Regions from separate parts of the Homo sapiens genome. Here region 1 is linked to region 2. Evidence: read pairs that join two places in POLR2A ChIA-PET (ENCODE). Cell type or tissue: B cell. All regions are shown on one strand. Links, peaks and the distances in the headings refer to the core of each region. The heading gives the core; the rest is flanking DNA. Region 1 overlaps INPP5D (inositol polyphosphate-5-phosphatase D). Region 2 overlaps INPP5D (inositol polyphosphate-5-phosphatase D).

What was found. ChIA-PET counts read pairs that join two places held together with the same protein. Peaks named below come from ENCODE experiments on the same cell type or tissue, not always from the same donor. Only the 100,000 strongest peaks of a DNase experiment are listed, where the experiment ranks them.
Region 1: POLR2A ChIA-PET joins it to region 2 with 8 read pairs; 2 of 35 experiments call an interaction of 5 or more read pairs at or near these places.

What each region holds. Positions count from the first base shown.
Region 1 is chr2:233,127,232-233,131,616 of GRCh38, forward strand. INPP5D (inositol polyphosphate-5-phosphatase D) reads left to right here. Exons shown (of 27, transcript NM_001017915.3): 5 at 3,277-3,417. Among named protein-coding and RNA genes, the nearest start is that of INPP5D, 69 kb to the left of the region's middle. RefSeq lists an enhancer at 1,736-2,235. In B cell, for the core only: no CTCF peak of the experiment used is centred there; no DNase peak of the experiment used is centred there; H3K27ac peaks cover 1,805 bases.
Region 2 is chr2:233,200,437-233,204,821 of GRCh38, forward strand. It overlaps INPP5D (inositol polyphosphate-5-phosphatase D), which reads left to right. Exons shown (of 27, transcript NM_001017915.3): 26 at 3,690-4,281. Among named protein-coding and RNA genes, the nearest start is that of ATG16L1, 49 kb to the right of the region's middle. In B cell, for the core only: no CTCF peak of the experiment used is centred there; a DNase peak (open chromatin) is centred at 2,335; H3K27ac peaks cover 2,511 bases.

The sequences.
Region 1 (4,385 bases), core at 104-4,103, 73 kb before region 2:
CCCTGCTTTTTCTATCTTTGCTTATCATGTCAGTGGAACCTTCCTAAAACTTCTGTTCGGAGATGGGAATGAGTGAAGGGGGCATGTGCAGAGACCAAGGAAAGCGGCGACACAGAGCCGCCCTCCATTCTCAGGGTCAAGGAAAACTGGGAATCCACATTGTGTTTTAAAATCAGTCTATTTCGCTTGTCAAGCTGCTTTGCACATAGAGGACTGCCTTTTGATTATTTTTCTTTAAATGACAACTTGCACAGTCTTTCCTGCAAGTTAATCAGATCTCATCAGTTAGGTCTTAGTAGGTTAATTATCACATTTCTAAGTAAAATTAGCCTTCTCAAATAAACATAGTTTACATCTTTATGTCAACACTTTTCTACAACAAACTTTTATTTTTGAGACGGAGTTTTGCTCTTGTTGCCCAGGCTGGAGTGCAAAGGCACGATCTCAGCTCACTGCAACCTCCCCCTCCCGGGTTCAAGTGATTCTCCTGCTTCAGCCTCCCAAGTAGCTGGGATTACAGCCATGCGCCACCACAACCAGCTAATTTTGTATTTTTAGTAGAGACGGGGTTTCTCCATGTTGGTTAGGCTAGTCTCGAACTCCCAACCTGAGGTGATCTGCCCGCCTCGACCTCCCAAAGTGCTGGGATTATAGGCATGAGCCACTGTGCCCAGCCTACCACAAACATTTTAACAAATAGAACTGCCTGTAATACAGACTCACGGTATCAAAGTCACAAGGCAATAGTAATTAGACCTGTTAAGATACATATTTTAATACAGGGGTCCCCAACCTGTGGACTATTAGGAACTGGGTGGCAGCAGGAGGTGAGCGGAGGGCAAGCGAGCATTACCACCTGAGCTCTGCCTCCTGTCAGATCAGCGGTGGCATTAGATTCTCATGAGTGTGAACCCGGTTGTGAACTGTGCACTTGAGGGATCTAGGCTGCACGCCTCTTAGGAGAATCTAACTAACGCCTGATGATCTGAGATGGAGCAGTTTCCTCCCACAACCATCCCCCCACCACCCATCCGTGGAATAATTGTCTTCCACAAAACCGGTCCCTTGTGCCAAAAAGGTTGGGGACCACTGTTTTTAATACTATAGAAGAGATGTTTGTCCCTTTTAGTAAACAGACTCAGGCAGAAACTGGATTTTTATGATGTCAAGACCCAGAATAAATATAGAAGAACTTAAATGTAAATGTTCTCTTCTCAATCTAACAAGTCAAATGGGTAAGCCAGTCCTGTTCAGTATTTTTTTTGAGATGGAGTCTCGCTCTGTCACCCAAGCTGGAACACAGTGGCGCGATCTCGGCTCACTGCAACCTCTACCTCCTGGGTTCAAGCAATCCTCCCGCCTCAGCCTCCTGAGTAGCTGGGACTACAAACGCACGCCACCACGCCCAGCTAATTTTTGTATTTTTAGTAGAGACAGGGTTTCACCATGTTGGCCAGGCTGGCCTTGAACTCCTGACCTCAGGTGATCTGCCCACCTCTGCCTCCCAAAGTGCTGGGATTATAGGCGTGACCCACCATGCCTGGCAATTCCTGTCCAATCTTAAGAGCAACGGCTTTTCATTCTTTCACAGATTCCACAGGAAAAGCCTTGTGGCCTTTAGTTTCAATTTGATTACATATCAAGCCTGGAATAAAAATCTTTAAGGCGGCTGGGCAGGGTGGTTCACACCTGTTATCCCAGCACTTTGGGAGCCTGAGGCAGTGGATCACCTGAGGTCAGCCTGGCCAACATGGTAAAACTCCACCTCTACTAAAAATACAAACATTAGCTAGGTCTGGTGGCATGTGCCTGTGGTGTCAGCTACCCAGGAGGCTGAGGCAGGAGAATCACTTGAACTTGGGGGTTGGAGGTTGCAGTGAGCCGAGATCTTGCCATTGCACTCCAGCCCAGGTGACAGGGTGAGACCCTGTCTCAAAAAAATAAATAAATAAATAAATAAATGAAGGCTTGTAATAATTTTTTCCACACAGCTAATTAACATGGTTAAGCCTCAGTTCTCTGATTTGTAAAACAGGAATAATTAGTAATAATATCTGAGTCATAAAATTGATTTGTGGGTTAATGGAGAAAATGAGCATGAAGTGCTTAGCATAGTGTCTGGTATGCTGTGCTCAGGAAATACTTGCTGTAATTACAATTTCCATCATTATGGGAACAAACACTCAAGCGTTACCCAGAACAAAAGGTGCTGGAAGATAGAATGCAGACAGCTGATCCGACTTTAGGGGGCGCCCCTCGTGGGACTGGCCTGGGCTCTCTGCCTGTGCCTCTGCCACCAGGGTTGATCTGCACAGTGAACAAATCCTGCCTTCAGCCCCATTCACTCTGTACACTGAAGGGGTTGGAGCAGATTCCACACGGCAAAGTCGGCCACTTGCACTACCTCATTCCATATCCCCAGCCCCATCGCTAATCACTCAGACTCCCCCCACAGAGCCTGAGATGAATCCAGACTCTCTGAACACAGTGCCCTGGGTAGCCTTTGGCCGTGAAATTGCAAAGTGCATGGGAGCTAAAGCCATTTGTTATCTCTAGATCCCATCATCCTTCCAGCCCTCAGATCCTATCTTTATAAGTAGATAAGGTAGGAAAACAATTCCACTTACACTTTCCAAAGCTTTTGGCCTCCTTTTGTGTGTGTGTGTGTGTGTGTGTGTGTGTGTGTGAGAGACAGTGTCTCACTCTGTCACTCAGGCTGGAGTGCAATGGCACGATCTGTTTTCACTGCAACCTCTGCCTTCCGGGTTCAAATGATTCTCCTGTCTCAGCCTCCCAAGTAGCTGAGATTGCAGGCACCCACCACCACACCCGGCTAATTTTTGTATTTTTAGTAGAGGCGGGGTTTCCCCCCAGGCTGTTCTTGAACTCCTAACCTCAGGTGATCCGCCCACCTGGGCCTCCCAAAGTGCTGGGATTACAGTTGTGAGCCACCATGCCCAGCCTTGGTCTCCTTTTTAAAGTATAACCATTTCCCAGACCCCCAGCCAAAACCACTTCCTCCCAGCAGCACCCAAAGGAGCTCATTGAGAGGCACCTTTTCCTGCTGGGCCACTTCTTCTTGCTCTGACCTGCTAATCTACCCCATCAGTGAGACCACGGGAACCTTCGTCCAGGTTTGCAAACATTCTTCTGAAGGACGGTGTCCCCTTGGAGGCTCTGAGGATGAGGATTTGTTATTGTGGTTGCTGTTCCCATTGGTGATGGTGGCTAAAAGAAACAGGCAAGCATAGTTTGTTTCTTTTTTCTTTTCTTTAGGCTTCCAGAAGAGCATCTTAAGGCCATCCAAGATTATTTAAGCACTCAGCTCGCCCAGGACTCTGAATTTGTGAAGACAGGGTCCAGCAGTCTTCCTCACCTGAAGAAACTGACCACACTGCTCTGCAAGGAGCTCTATGGGTAATGGCTGGCCCACGGGGGCGGGCAGGTGGGGGCGGCCACCAGGTGAGAGAAACAGCTCATGAGAGCGACCTCTGCCTCTGCCTGGCTGAACAAATGCCTCTGCCGCACTCACAATAATTGAGTGGTGAGCACAGCTTGGAAATCTCTGTGGTTGTTTGGAGGTCTTGTTATCATGGAATTTGAACAGTAGCTTGTGTGTGCTGCAGCTTTTTACAACTAAAGTTAATTGGAGGCCAGTTGCTCTGGGAAGCGGATGGGGTGGGAGGACATGGCCAGCCCTTTCTCACTTGCACAGGATCCAGCTCTTAAGATTTTTGCTGCTGCTCTTGCTGTTTGCTGCAGCCATTACACCTGACAAGCACAGAAAGGCATCAAAAGGAAATAAATTAAAGTTAGTCTATTTTCTGCGTGGGTGGTTATGGCCCAAGATTTCCAGTGATGTCAATTTTTCAAAGGGAGATGATTCACCAAAACTTTAATTTTCTGATGTCCGATCCATTGAATGACCAACTGGTAAAGGTTCTGATTTCTTTTAGATTCTTTTGGTTTTACATTTTAAAATTTAATTGATGAAAGTTAATTTCAAGTTAATTACATTTTAATTGTTAAAAGTGCAAAAGTAAGGCTAATATGCCATCCAAAGAATTGGCAAAGAATATTTTAAATGCCAAAAGCTTGGAAGAGAAAAAAAACAAAAAAAATTCCAGAGCATCTGAACAAAGCCACAGGGAGCCAAAACAATCCCATCACAAATGAAAGGTCAGGCCGGGTGTGGTGGCTCACGCCTGTAATACCAACACTTTGGGAGGCCGAGGCAGGTGGATCACCTGAGGTCAGCAGTTTGAGACCAGCCTGGCCAACATGGTGAAATCCTGTCTCTACTAAAAAAAAAAAAAAAATTAGCTGGATGTGGTGGCACACACCTGTGATCCCAGCTACTCTGGAGGCTGAGGCAGGAGAATCAC
Region 2 (4,385 bases), core at 291-4,290:
CACTCTCAGCCTCTCTTCCTCTAACACTGGTTTTTTCTTCATCCTTTTTCCATGAGGACTTGCGTGCTGTCCGCCACATGGGGCAGAGCCAGCAGCGGTGTGTTCTCCATCACACTGTCCTCCAGCTCCCTCCAGTTCCACCCTTCCCAGGCCTGACCTGGCAGGGTCTTCCTCTGGATGGAGAAGCTGTTGACAGTCTCATTTCTCAAAATATGCGAGATATGCTCTAAGAAACGGATAGGCCAGGCGCGGTGGCTCACGCCTGTAATCCCAGCACTTTGGGAAGCCAAGGTGGGCAGATCACTTGAGGTCAGGAGTTTGAGACCAGCCTGACCAACACGGTGAAACCCCATCTCTACTAAAAATACAAAAATCAGCCAGGCGTAGTGGCCCACACCTGTAATCCCAGCTACTCAGGAGTCTCTGAGACACGAGAATCGCTTGAACCCGGGAGGCGGAGGTTGCAGTGAGCTGAGGTCATGCCACTGCACTTTAGCCTGGGTGACAGAGCAAGACTCCATCTCAAAATAAATAAATAAATAAATAAATAAATAAATAAATAAATAAATAAATAGATGAGAGGAAGTCAGGAAGAGAGAGAGAAAAGGACAGGACAGGATAGCCCTGAAGCTCAGCTCAGCTGTCTCTCTCTCTGCCTCTGTACAGAGTTTGTTGATAGGGTGTCAGACCCTGGTCATTCCCTAAGAAACTTGGAGGGAGGAGAAACAGCCTCAGTTTCCTGCCCTGGAAATATGAGGACAAAAGGCACTATTCAGTGGGTATCAAGGTGCCTGTGTGGCCACCTCTTTGGAGACCCCAGGAAATGGAGCTCTAAGCAACCAGAAAGAAAAAGGAGCATGATTATTTGTGTAAGTGAATGCTTTTCAGCTCCCAAAGCGAATGGATCTTGGTGCATAACAACGAGCACACAGCTTGGTGGGAGCATGCTCCCCACAGCCCCATGGTGACAGCTGCAGACAGGCTGCCATCCACGGGCAAGGGGCCCCCAGGGTACGCTTCTAACTCACTGCTCACCAAGGAGGCGCTTGGAGCCTGGAGCCCTGCAGCTCGCACACCTGCCTCATCCCTTTCCGCTGCTCCAGGTCCCAGGCTCAGCCAGAGCAAAGGCTGTGGAAGGGGGTGTTCCAAGCACCATCAGTGTTTCCCCACCATCACCCAGACCCAAGTGCAGGGACTGACCTTCCCGGTTTGCCAAGTACTGTCCCAGTTTTAGCACTGAAAGTCCCACATCTCAGGAAACCCTTCAGTCCTGCGTAAGCAAGGACAACTGGTGACCCCAGATCGAAGCTGTGCAATTAGGAAGGGGACTCTTCTCAGCCCCTGGCCAGTGCTTAGCTGCTTTGGAGATGAGACTCGTCTCCTGAATCTGAGAAGTACAGTCATTTGCTGCAGGAATCAACTCGTCCCCTAGATATCGGTTCCCTTATTCAACAACTGTGGCCTGCTATAGGAGTCAATTTCTTGTTACCTTTGGTCAGGGGAATAAGACTTACTTTTGAGTTTTTCATGGTTTTCCCCAGTCTTCCCCGCCCGCCCCACCAAGCTTCCCCTCTCTAAGTGCAACAGAAGCCTCCTCTTAGAGGGAAGGCTTCCCTGGTCTCTATCTCACTGCTCTTTTCCCAGAGGAGTGAGCTTTAGAATCACAAAAGGGCTTGCACCCAGGGCTCTTCCTGGTCCTGCCCCCAGTTCTCTGAAGTCAGCCCCCTCCTCCCATCTCAGCCCCTGAGAGAGGGTGGTCAGAGGTCAGGACTTCTTGCTCCTTCATCTGAAAACTTGTGACCATGCCAGTTGCACCCTCCTGTGCCCTCTTCCCTTGGCTAACTCACAGCAACGGCCTTTGAGGGTCCACACGGGGGTCAGAAGAGGGCTGAACATGGAGGGGGCCCTTTCCAAAGTCCTTGTTTGAGGCCCCAGCATTTCTATGTATGCACCTGCTCTAAGGTGTTTCCAAAAATTAATGGGCAACACCCCCAGGTGCACAGTCAGGCTCCCTTTGGTGTGTCCCGGAGGCCAGCCTCCCTGGAGCTCCATGGCTTCTCACCGGCACCTGTGTGAGGACGACATCCCGCCTTTGTCCCCTGAGCCCACACCTGCTCCCCAGAGTCACTGTTGAGTGCCTGTGAGCAGCTTCTCAGTGCACATCCCATCAGTAACAGGCGCAACAGCCTCAACAGCTCAGTGGGTTCCCAGCGATCCACAATTTCTTCACGATAGCTTCCTTTTCTGTAGAAAGCAGAACCCAGAACACTCCCCTGGGAGATTCTGCTGCTAGTCAGGAAGTAAAATGTGTTCCCATTTCTCGTTCTCATAGTTTGCTCAGCAGGAAATCACCTCCAGTCAGAGCAGTGATAAATCAGAACACAAACAAGCAAAGGCAGCACTTGCCTACTTTGGGTCACAACACAGGAGCTTCCCCTGCCCATGAGTTGAGTGGGCCTTTCTTCTAGCTACTGGCCTTGGCTTCCCCAGTACTCGCAAGTGTCCAAGTTCCCTCTGACTTGCACCACAGCCACCACGTGTTCCTTCCACTGTGAGTTAGGAGAGGCTTCCAGGGAGAGGACTTCATGTGGCTGGGAAGGACACTGTGTTAACCGGGATGTCGGGCCCCCTGAGCTCAGATTCTGTCCTTGTTTGTGGCTGTGTTGCTGTGCCTGGGAAAGTGTCTCACACATGAGTTTGGTAGATGGAGCCTCTTGAGCTTTCACCCTCAAGTAGCACAAGTGGTTCCTGAGGAGGAGGTGTGATCGCCTTCCTGAGCGGTCATGCAAATGCTGGGTCGGAGCAGAATTGCTGGAGTCAGAGGAGAGGCTGCGGGGTGGGGATGGGAGGAACCGGGAAAGGAGGCCTGTTGACTGGGGAGGTGGGAAGGGGCTGTGGAGAGCAGGCTCATCTGATGAGGATGAGGGGTTGATACTGAGGTGCCATGTAAGTTCTCACTTCATTTCTCCCACAAATCCTCCAGTGCCATGCCCCTTGCTCACAGATGCTCTGATGTGAACAGGTTTTATAGTGGAAAAGGTCCCAGGCCAGAACTGAGGCTGTCTTTGAGGACAACGTATGATGAACACAGTACTGTTTCCTCTTCCTTTTTTTCACTTGAGGTGAAATTCACTTAACATAAAATTAACCATTTCAAAATGAACAGTTTGCTAGGCTGGGCACAGTGGCTTATGCCCATAATCCCAGCACTTTGGGAGGCCAAAGTGAGAGGACTGCTTGAAGCGAAGAGTTCAAGACCAGCCTGGGCAATATAGTGAGACTCCCCATCTCTACAGAATAAAACAAAACTAAAAAATTAGCCAGGCCTGGAGGCATTGCTACTCCCAGCAATGTCCAGCTACTCCTAGCTACTCCCAGCTACTCCCAAGTAGTCTCAGCTACTTGGGAGGCTGAGGGGAAGGACTGCTTGAGCCCAAGAGGTTGAGGCAGCAGTGAGCCATGACCGCACCACTGCACTCCAGCCTGGGTGACAGAGCGAGACTCTGTCTCTAAAACAAAACAAGACAAAACAATTTGGTGCCATTCAGTAAATTTGCAATGTTACATGTCTCTATCTAGTTCAGAAACATTTGTATCACCCCAAAGAAAGACCCAGAGCCATTAAGCAGCCATGCTCCCATGTCTTCTCCCCTGGACATGTGTCTTCCCTGCTCTGTCCCTGGCTCTAGGCCCAGTGACCTGGGGAAGAACGCAGGGGACACGCTGCCTCAGGAGGACCTGCCGCTGACGAAGCCCGAGATGTTTGAGAACCCCCTGTATGGGTCCCTGAGTTCCTTCCCTAAGCCTGCTCCCAGGAAGGACCAGGAATCCCCCAAAATGCCGCGGAAGGAACCCCCGCCCTGCCCGGAACCCGGCATCTTGTCGCCCAGCATCGTGCTCACCAAAGCCCAGGAGGCTGATCGCGGCGAGGGGCCCGGCAAGCAGGTGCCCGCGCCCCGGCTGCGCTCCTTCACGTGCTCATCCTCTGCCGAGGGCAGGGCGGCCGGCGGGGACAAGAGCCAAGGGAAGCCCAAGACCCCGGTCAGCTCCCAGGCCCCGGTGCCGGCCAAGAGGCCCATCAAGCCTTCCAGATCGGAAATCAACCAGCAGACCCCGCCCACCCCGACGCCGCGGCCGCCGCTGCCAGTCAAGAGCCCGGCGGTGCTGCACCTCCAGCACTCCAAGGGCCGCGACTACCGCGACAACACCGAGCTCCCGCATCACGGCAAGCACCGGCCGGAGGAGGGGCCACCAGGGCCTCTAGGCAGGACTGCCATGCAGGTGCGCTGCGCCACACGTGGGTTCGTGTGCATTTGTGTGTGTGTGCATGCGTGAGTGCGTATGTGTGTACCTATGCATATGTGTGTGCATGTGTGTGTGCACGC